Regions from separate parts of the Homo sapiens genome. Here region 1 is linked to region 2. The links are chromatin contacts, found by Hi-C or POLR2A ChIA-PET in ENCODE. All regions are on one chromosome and are shown on one strand. The core of a region is the stretch at or near the end of the contact, and the rest is flanking DNA. Distances in the headings are between cores, read along the strand shown. Region 1 has its middle 11 kb from the start of GDF15. Region 2 overlaps FCHO1 (FCH and mu domain containing endocytic adaptor 1).

The links. Hi-C counts contacts between places; a loop is a spot of excess contacts on that map. ChIA-PET counts read pairs that join two places held with the same protein, here RNA polymerase II (POLR2A). Pooled maps may share reads with other maps.
Region 1: a loop to region 2 is called in a pooled map, with 10 times the contacts of the local background. The contact joins two enhancer-like sites. A Hi-C loop is called at or near these places in 2 of 50 pooled maps. POLR2A ChIA-PET finds 5 or more read pairs at or near these places in 2 of 52 experiments (K562 and naive thymus-derived CD4-positive, alpha-beta T cell).

The regions. Positions count from the first base shown.
Region 1 is chr19:18,372,504-18,377,267 of GRCh38, reverse strand. No RefSeq gene overlaps it. Among named protein-coding and RNA genes, the nearest start is that of GDF15, 11 kb to the left of the region's middle. RefSeq lists a silencer at 1,541-1,768 and enhancers at 3,186-3,405, 3,135-3,429, 2,617-3,816. Within about 2 kb of position 2,792, at least 37 of the 41 ENCODE cell types and tissues checked have a DNase peak (open chromatin) inside an H3K27ac peak, as active enhancers do.
Region 2 is chr19:17,773,050-17,778,253 of GRCh38, reverse strand. It overlaps FCHO1 (FCH and mu domain containing endocytic adaptor 1), which reads right to left. Exons shown (of 29, transcript NM_015122.3): 12 at 3,971-4,015; 13 at 3,776-3,860; 14 at 3,174-3,198; 15 at 2,741-2,798; 16 at 2,093-2,271; 17 at 1,983-2,007; 18 at 1,568-1,619; 19 at 26-117. Among named protein-coding and RNA genes, the nearest start is that of B3GNT3, 19 kb to the left of the region's middle. RefSeq lists an enhancer at 1,488-1,827. Within about 2 kb of position 1,578, at least 3 of the 41 ENCODE cell types and tissues checked have a DNase peak (open chromatin) inside an H3K27ac peak, as active enhancers do.

The sequences.
Region 1 (4,764 bases), core at 1,543-4,042, 600 kb before region 2:
TTTACCTATTCGGAACATTTCACAGAAATGGAATCTTACAATATTTGTACTGTAGTTTCGCCTTGATGAAGAATGCTGCTGTAAAAGTGGGTGTACACGTTTTTGTTTGAACACCTGTTTTCATTTCACTTGGCTCTCTACTGAGGAGTGGAATTACTGGGTCACAGAGTAACCCTGTATTGAACTTAATGGGGAACTGCCAAACCTTTTCCTCTCAGTTTTATTTGTCATTGTGAAATCTTTCAGGCACACACAAAAGTATTAATAATAAAATCACAAACACCCCTATCCAGCACCCACCTAAAGAAAAATCATTCCCAAGAGAGTTGAAGTGGTCCCCGTAGTCCAAGGCAGGTTCTCCCCAATCTCAAGGAAGTCTTTGTCTGTAATTAGAACTTGATCATGACCACGCATGTTTTAATTTCATATATATATTTGGGGAACAGGTTTATTTATTTATTTATTTATTTTATTTATTTTATTTTTTTTTTGAGACAGGGTCTCGCTCTGTCGCCCAGGCTGGAGTGCCGTGGCACGATCTCAGCTCACTGCAAGCTCCGCCTCCCGGGTTCACGCCATTCTCCTGCCTCAGCCTCCCGAGTAGCTGGGACTACAGGTGCCCGCCACCATGCCCACCTAATTTTTTGTATTTTTAGTAGAGAGGGGGGTTTTGCCGTTTTAGCCAGGATGGTCTCGATCTCCGGACCTCGTGATCCACCTGCCTCGGACTCCCAAAGTGCTGGGATTACAGGCGTGAGCCACCGGGCCCGGCCGGAATACAGTCTTTGCAAAAAAAAAAAAAAAAGCGGTTTGGAAAACTATCTAAACAAAGAGATGGCTACTGCCTTCCATAATTAAAAACAGAAACAAAAATCACAAAACTCTCAGGAAGGTGGAGAATCTGATTTCTGGAGTTACCATAATTTAGAATATTCAAATGCTCGCTTTTCAACAACAAAAACATCACTAGGCATACAGAGAAACAGCAAAGTGTGGCGCATTTTAAGGAACAAAATTAACAGACAGAAACCATCCCTAAGGAAGCCCACACATCAGACTCACTAGACAAATACTTTAAAATAACTGTCTTCGCTGGGCGCGGTGGCTCACGCCTGTAATCCTAGCACTTTGGGAGGCTGAGGCAGGTGGATCCCCTGAGGTCAGGAGCTCAAGACCAGCCTGACCAACATGGAGAAACCCCGTCTCTACTAAAAACACAAAATTAGCCAGGCACGGTGGTACATGCCTGTAATTCCAGCTACTCGGGAGGCTGAGGCAGGAGAATCACTTGAACCCAGAAGGCGGAAGTTGCTGTGAGCCAAGATCACACCATTGCACTCCAGCCTGGGCAACAGAGCGAGATTCCATCTCAAAAACAAAAAATGAAGAAGAAGAAGTTTGACACCAGCCTGGGCAACACGGCGAGACCTCATCTCTACAAAAATAAAAGTAATTAGCCAGGTGTGGTGGCGCATGCCTGTAGTCCCAGCTACTTGGGAGGCTGAGGTGGGAGGATTGCTTGAGCCCAGGAGGTAGAGGCTGCAGTGAGCTATCATTGTACCACTGCACCCCAGCCTGGGTGACAGAGCAAGACCCTGTCTCTAAAAACAAAAACCACAAAGTTTTTGCCAAGGAGCCATACTTTGGAGTATCACATTCTGAGTCCTGACAGCCTCCAGAAGGAACCAGTCCTGCTGTGACACCTTGATTTCGGACTTCTGGCTTCCAGAACTCTGAGAGAAGTCCCTGTTCTTTTAGGACATCAAGTTTGTGGTCAGTATTATGTAAACAATGTCATCTGCTGCCCATTTTTATCTCTGGTGGGTTTTTTTTTTTTTTTTTTTTTGAGACAAGAGTTTCTGTCTGTCACCTAGCCTGGAGTGCAATGGCACGATCTCGGCTCACTGCAACCTCTGCCTCCCGGGTTCAAGTGATTCTCCTGCCTCAGCCTCCCAAGTAGCTGGGACGACAGGCATGCGCCACCACACCTGGCTAATTTTTGTATTTTTAGTAGAGATGGGGTTTCACCATGTTGGCCAGGCTGGTTTCGAACTCCTGACCTCAGGTGATCCATCTGCCTTGGCCTCCCAAAGTGTTGGGATTACAGGCGCGAAGCACCGCACCTGTCCTTTTTTTTTTAGACAGAGTCTCTCACTGTCATCCAGGCCTCGGCCTCCCAAAGTGATGGGATTGCAGGCGTAAGCCACTGCGCCTGGCCCCTGTCCAGCTAATTTTTAAATTTTTTTGTAGAGACCGGGTCTCACCACGTTGCCCAGGCTGGTCTGGAACTCCTGACCTCAAGTGATCCTCCGACGTTGGTCTCCCAAAGTGCTGGGATGACAGGCATCGGCCACCATGCCAGGCCTCTTTTCAATTTCTTGATGGATATATTGACATCCAAAAGTTTGAAATTGTGATTGAGTCTAATTTGTTGTCCCCTCCAAATCCCCAAGTTTTCATCTTGTCCTTGTGGAGGGCAGGTTTTACGTTGCCAGCCAGTTAAGGCCAAGACTCGGTTCTCCTGCCTGCTTCTCCCCAGCCATGACCTTCTGTCCTTTCTGGGCCTCTGGCCTCGGTCAGGTGCCCTTCCCTCCCCCTCTTCCCCCCCGCCCCCACCCCCGTGCTCAGCAGGGAAAGCGGACCGTGGCAGCTGAGTATGAGTCAGCAGGGCTGGGACCATGGGGGGCGGAAGTGGTGGGCTCAGCCTCAGGGACCGGCTGTGCGAGTTCCTGCATAAACTGGCCAGGAAGTGGTCAGCTGAGGCTTCCCCCACGTGCTTGCTGCCCGGAACCCATTGGCCGAGTAACCCTGGGCCTCCCTCTTCACGCTCCACATTAGCAACCCAGTTCACACGCTCGCTCCCATCATAATTCTACTGTCCACAGTGTGTATTTATGAAGCACCTACTGCATGCCAGGCTCTGGCTGAGCTCGGATACACAGCCCTGTGATGGGGGTATGGAGATCTGCTCTGAGTCACAGGGGTAAACTGAGGCTCGGAACAGGGCAGCTCTGTGCCTGAGTTACACAGCACAGCACCTGGGTGACCTAACATCCCAAATCGTCATCCTCAGCTGGCTAAGTCCCTCTCTGTGTCTCCGTGTCCTCACCCTAAACAAAATATCTGGAGAATTTCCACTTTTTCTCTTTGTGTCTCTCTCTCCCTGGCTCTCCCTCCATTTCTGCCTGTCTCTCATCATGTCTATCTCTGCCTGTCTCTGCCTCCCCACGCCCTTATCAGCACCATACAGGGAAGGGAGAGGTGACAGCCTCACCCACCCCTCCCTGCTTCTAGGGGACTTGGACATGTCCGGGCAGGTCTGAGGCACTCCTGGTAAAAACTGGTGATTGCCTGGAGGCAGGGAGCCAGAACCCGAAAGAGAGGGTGGGAAGGTGGAAGACGTGTGGGGGGACTCAGTTGGGATTTCTGGTGCTGTACTTTGCCCCCTTACCCCCACCCCAGGCTGTCATCACACTGAGGATGTCTTGAGACCACTGCAGCATCTTTCCCAAACCTTGGATTTTGAGGGATGCATAGGAATCCTCCAAGCATCGATAAGGGCTTTGGGGAGGGTGGTTCTGGGAAGAGGAAGTAGGGGATATTGAGACTGCTGGGGGTCAGCAGAAACAAGGGAATGGGGTTCAAATGCCCAGTACAGAAATCCTATTTCCTGTAGGCGAAAGGGAGCCACAGAGGGTGTGAGAGGCTCAGCAGTTGGAATGGAGTGGAAGGGCAAGAATGGAGGCCAAGATCCTCATCTTTTCATTTTTATTTTATTTTTTTAGATACAGGGTCTCACTCTGTCACCCAGGCTGGAGTACAGTGGCACGATCTCAGCTCACTGCAACTTCTGCTTCCCAGTTTCAAGGGATTCTCCTGCCTCAGCCTCCTGAGTAGCTGGGATTACAGATGTGTACCACCATGCCTGGCTAATTTTTGTATTTTTAGTAGAGATGGGGTTTCACCTTGTTGGCCAGGCTGGTCTCAAACTCCTGACTTCAGGTGATCTGCCCACCTTGGTCTCCCAAAGTGCTGGGATTACAGGTGTGAGCCACTGTGCCCAGTCCACAGCTACTTTATAAGATTTATTTTTACTTTTGTAGAGATAGAATCTTGCTATGTTGCCCAGGCTGGTCTGGAACTCCTGTGCTCAAGTGATCCGCCTGCCTCGGCCTCCCAAAGCACTGGGATTGCAGGTGTGAGACAACGCACCGGGCCGACCTGCTCCTTTGAGTAAGGCTGGGAGCACCCAGGCGAGGGCGGAGGGGGCCTCTAGGGGATGGAGCCTCTTGCAGCCTCTCAGCCATATCCTGGGATGATCCTTGGACCCTTTAACTGCCTGTGCAGCCCTCATCCCAAGGGGGGACCTCCAGGCTGTACTCCCAGCTGCCTGATCCTTGCTGTGTCCCCAGTCCAGGGCTCAGCCCACAGTGGACACTTCCTGAATGACTGGGACAGCCACGGGGTGAGGGGCCTCCTTAGGTGGGGACCCCAGACTGCAGGAGGAGCCTGGTGATTCCAGCATCTTTCACTCCTGGGAGGAGGCATTGGTGCCTTGCTGAGCCCCTGGCTGGCCTCAGGAGTGGACCCACAGCACTCACCTCTCCTCCCAGCAGTTTATTGCTTCCCTACTGTGTCCCTGGCACTGTGCTGGGCACAGAAGACACAGAGGGGGCCCCACACATACCCATCCACCCTCTCACAGAGGCTGTCAATTACCACCCAGAGTGCTACAATGGGGACACCCAGGCAGCTGTAGGAGTC
Region 2 (5,204 bases), core at 329-2,828:
CCCTCCAATCCCTTATCCCCATCACCTGTAAAATCTTCGTGGTCAAAGGCTGACTCCAGGGGCGGCCCAAAGAGGTTCTTGGACACCTGCTCCTCTGACTGCAATCTCTCTGCACAGCTAGAGAGGGTGAGGCCAAGAGGGCTGCTTCTATTTTTCCCAAGCCTCATCCCACCCTGGGGCCTTTGCACATGCTGTTCCCAGTCTTTTTTTTTTTTGAGACGGAGTCTTGCTCTGTCGGCCAGGCTGCAGTGCAGTGGCACGATCTCAGCTTGCTGCAACCTCCGCTTCCTGCGTTCAAGCGATTCTCCTGCCTCAGCCTCCAGAGTAGCTGGGATTACAGGCACCTGCCACCATGCCCGGCTAATTTTTGTATTTTTAGCAGAGACGGGGTTTTACCATGCTGGCCAGCCTGATCCCAAACTCCTGACCTCAAGTGATCTGGCTGCTTTGGCCAGTGCTGGGATTGCAGGTGTGAGCCACTGTGTGCAGCCTGTTCCCAGTCTGGAGTTCCATTTCCCCAGCTCTCTTCACAGTCACCTCCTAGCTCCTCTTTGGGGCTTAGCTCCAAGTCACCCCCTCAGGGAGGTTCCCAACCCCACCTCAAGGGAAGTCACCTCCTCCTGTCTTCGCGTCATCTGCTTTAGTTTCTTCGTAGCACTTAGAAGTATCGAATATGCTCTAACTTATTTGCTTTTTTTTTTTTTTTTTTTTTTTTTTTGAGACGGAGTTTCCTCTTGCTGCCCAGGCTGGAATGCAATGGCACAACAGTGGCTTACTGCAAGCTCCGCCTCCCAGGTTCAAGCGATTCTCCTGCCTCACCCTCTCGAATAGCTGGGATTACAGGCATGTGCCACCATGCCTGGCTAATGCTGTATTTTTAGTAGAGATGGGGTTTCTTTATGTTGGTCAGGCTGGTCTCGAACTCTCGACCTCAGGTGATCCGCCTGCCTTGGCCTCCCAAAGTGCTGGAATTACAGGCGTGAGCCGCCACGCCTGGCCCTATTTGCTATTCTTAAAATCTGGAGTCACTAGAATGTGACTCTGAGAAGGGAGACCTGTCTCAGAACCCAGACCCTAGAACAGCACAGGTACACAGCAGGCACTCAATAAATGTTCATCAAATGAATGACTAAATGGTCCCTCAAAAGCCAGCATGGGCCAGGCACAAGGGCTCATGCCTGTAATCCCAGCACTTTGGCAAGCCGAGGTGGGCAGATCACTTGAGGTCAGGAGTTCGAGACCAGCCGGGCCAACATGGTGAAACCCTGTCTCTACTAAAAATACAAAAGTTAGCTGGGCGTGGTGGTGGGTGCCTGTAATCTCAGCTACTTAGGAGGCTGAGGCATGAAAATCGCTTGAACTCAGGAGGTGGAGGTTGCAGTGAGCTGAAATCGCACTCCAGCCTGGGTGACAGAGTGAGACTCTGTCTCAAAACAAAAACAAAAACAAAAAAACCCCAGCATGACGTCAACTCCCAGCCGGGACAAGAGAACACCAGGCGGAGACATGGGGAGGTGGAGGGAGGAGGTGGGGACAGCCCCCACCTGCCCACTCGTGTGGAACCCACCTGCTGGTTCTGGGGGCAGACCGAGGTCTCTGGGGTTTCCCAGCAGCGTCCCCTACAAGAGATGCACCTCCTTCAGCCTTCTTGTCACCCTGCCTGCAATGCTCCCCACTCCACAGACCAAGGGACCGAGGCTCGGGGGTGTCCAGCCAGTTGCCCAAGGTGATCAGCAAATCAGGCAGACATGGATTCAAGCCTAAGCGAGCCTGTCTCCAGATGCTAGCTTCTCCTGGCCCCAGCTACCCCTTTCAGCTCTCACTTAATTTCATAATGACCTCATTTTACAGAAAAGGAGACTGAAGGTCAGTGTGGTTAAGCAGCCTGCCCAAAGTTACAAAACGGAGTTATGATTCAAGCCCAAACCCATAGCCTCCCTTCCTTAGGATCCTCCCCACTCTGAAGACCAAAGGCTACTCACGTGAAGAATGGCGTTTCATGGTGCCCTGTGGACAAAGTGGGCAACATCACACACGAATGCATCCAGCCAGCCTCTCTAGCAACACCCAGGGCACCCCTCCCACGCCTCACCCCTGGGCCAGGAGGAAGGATGAGGCTGCCCGCGGTGGCCCTGAGCTGTGCCGCTGCTGCCTCGGGGCTGCAGGCTGGAGCCCGGGCCGGGGCAGGCTTGATGTGCACATAGAACTTGCGGGGCTCTTCATCGTCGAAGTCGGAGTCGCTGGACGAGAAACGGGAGGGCTCGGCCGTGCGTGGGCTGCAGTCAAGGTCCAAGCCAATCCCAACACAAGCTTTCCCCCAGTCAGCTCTCCAATCCAGCCTCGTCCCTCCCTGCTCAAACCCTTCGAGGTCCTGCCCAATCCCATCGCTCACCACGCGCCACCTTCAGTCCTGACACCATGTCCCACCAGCACTCCCACCCCCCCCGAGAAGCCTTTGCACAAGCATGCCCAGAACTAACTGGCAAACTCCTATTCGGCTGCAAAACCCCAACACTGGTGCCCCCTCCTCCAGGAAGCCCTGCTAGATCTCCTTTTCTCTCTCCCTCTTGCCCAGTGCTGACCCCATAGAGTGGGTGTTTACATTTAGGTTGGCTTCATCCACAAAGGAGACTCTCTCCAGGATGTACACAGAGAGGACTGCTGAAGGTGGACTGGTTATTACGGAGAATTTTGTCCTTGCTGTGCCAACAACTGCCCCCAGGGGGTGCCAGAAGGATATTGTTCTGGGTCACATCAGGCCGGACAGTGAAACCTTCTTCATCCACCTCTGGACATGTCTAGGGGAGTCAGGGGGCAGCAGTGAGTCAGGCGCCCCACTATCGAACCTTCCATCTCACCCTGCCAACCGCCCCCCGCCCTGCCCCCAGGCCTTGACTCAGACCTCAAAACCAACCCTGATGGCAACGACTGTCTTCCCTGGGTGTGTGGGCAGGTTCCTGGGACAAACTGAGCTTCGGCAGGGACATTATTCACACCCACGTAGTCCATGGGACTTTGCAGCTGAGGTGGGATATGAACCCAGCCCCCAGGCTCCAGCCCGCCCCTCAATCTCGGCTCTTTAGTTTCCAGTAGGGATCGGGACTCTAGGAGCCAAGAGTGGGATCAAACTCCTTCCACTTGTAGCCCAGCCTGACCCCTCCCACATCACTCACCCCTGAATCGGGCTCCAGGAAATCTCTGGGGATGGAGGAAGAGATGTTGGTGTCAGCTTCCGCAGCCCATCTGGTGCCCCCTGTCAGCCCCCAACACTGGACATGGAAGCTGGGGCAGCTCCCAGACTGTGATACTGCCCTGAGCTAGCCCTAGAGGCGGTGGGACCATGGGGCTTGCTTGGGGAGGGGGTTGAATCTGAAGTTAGCTGAGTAGAGAGTGTTCTCAAACAGCCTGGGAGGGAAGGAATCCTGGAACTCATTTGAAGGGCTGCCTTGTGAAGATAGGGAAAGTCGGGGCTAGCCTTGGCAAACAGAACAATCCTGGGCCAGCTTGGGCAGGGAAGATGCTACGTTACTCTGGGACAGGCAATTCCTGGCCTAACCTAGCAAAAGGAAGAATTCTGGACTAGCTTGGGCAGCGGTAATATTGAGCTAGCCGGGGGCAGAGGTACTCCTGGTCTAGCTCAGGTAGAGGGAATCCTGGTCCAGCCTGGAATATGGATACTCCTGGGCTATCCTAGGAGGGGACTTCTGGGATAGCCTGGGCAGGGGAGGGGATCTCGGTCTAGCCTGGGCCAGACCGGGCAGGGGTGCTTCCTCACACAGCTGCAGGTGGCTCTGGCTCCCGCTCCCGCCGGCTTAGTCCTGGAAGGCGAAAGGCCTTGGCTCCCCGCAAACGTTTCATCGCTGAGGATAGATTGGGGGGCACCTGAGCACTGTGAGCCTCCTTTCACATTCAGATCAGCCTCCCTCACCCCCATGGTCCAGCCTGGGCATCCAGGCCCAGACGTACTTGCCTTCCTGCAGGGCAGCCGCACTGTATGCCTCGAAGTCCAGAGGTCCTGAGACAGGAGACGGAAACTCAATTGAGGGGCTGGGCACGGTGGCCCATGCCTGTAATCCCAGCACTTTGGGAGGCTAAGGCGGGCGGATCACCTGAGGTCAGGAGTTCAAGACCAGCCTGGCCACCATGGTGAAACCCTGTCTCTGCTAAAATTACAAAAAAGCCGGACATGGTGGCAGGCGCCTGTAATCCCAGCTACTGGGGAGGCTGAGGCAGGAGAATCGCTTGAACCCAGGAGGCGGAGGTTGCAGTGAGCCGAGACTGCACCACTGCACTCCAGCCTGGGTGACAGAGCAAGACTCTGCCTCAAAAAAATTAAAAAAAAAAAAAAAAGAGAGAGAGAGAGAGAAAGAAACTAAATTGAGGGTGGGGAGACTGCGCTTGGAAAGGGTAGTACACTTTTGGCCACAAAATGGCACCTGGATCTGAACTCAAGGTCCATCAGGTTCCCGGACAAGAACCAGCCCCACATCATCAGAAGTGGGATGGACCAAGGGGCTGGTCTGGTTCCAGCAGGGCAGTGCCACCGCAGGGGGTGACATGAGCTACTTCTACATACTTCCAGCATTTGTGGCTGGAACTTGGGTTGGGTCGGGGAATGGACCATGCGTCTGTGCAGTGGGCTGGGCTTTGAGTGACAGGATAAGGAGTGGGAACTCTCTCCCAAGAACAATGGGGAGCCATGGAAGGTGTGTGAGCAGGAGGAGGACAAAACAGATCTGGGGCCTGTGAAGGGCAAGAGTGGGGCCCCATGCAGGGAGGGGAGACCTGAGCCAGGCCTGAGCCAGAGCGACAGGAGGGAGAAAGAACAGGTTTTGCTAGTTAACAAGACTTGAGGACGTAACTGTATACCAGCATTTAGTGAGTGCCTACTGTGTGCCTGGCACACCCTTTGCCCTTTACCTGCATGAAATCACTGAATGTTGCAACATTATTACATCCTCACTTTACAGATGAGGAAACTGAGGCTCAGAGAAGTCAAAGCACAGGTCCTAGGTCACACAGCAAGCGATGAAGAAAAGACTCAAACCCACGTCTCACTCTAAAACTTTTGCTCTTAACTCCTTCCCAGTCCTGCATCTGCGCATTCCCAAATTGTTCTTTTGCTCAACAACCCTCAATGGCTCCCTTAGGCCCTGGGGGTGAAGTCTGATCAGCCAAGCCTGGCATTCAAGGCTCCTCTGGGA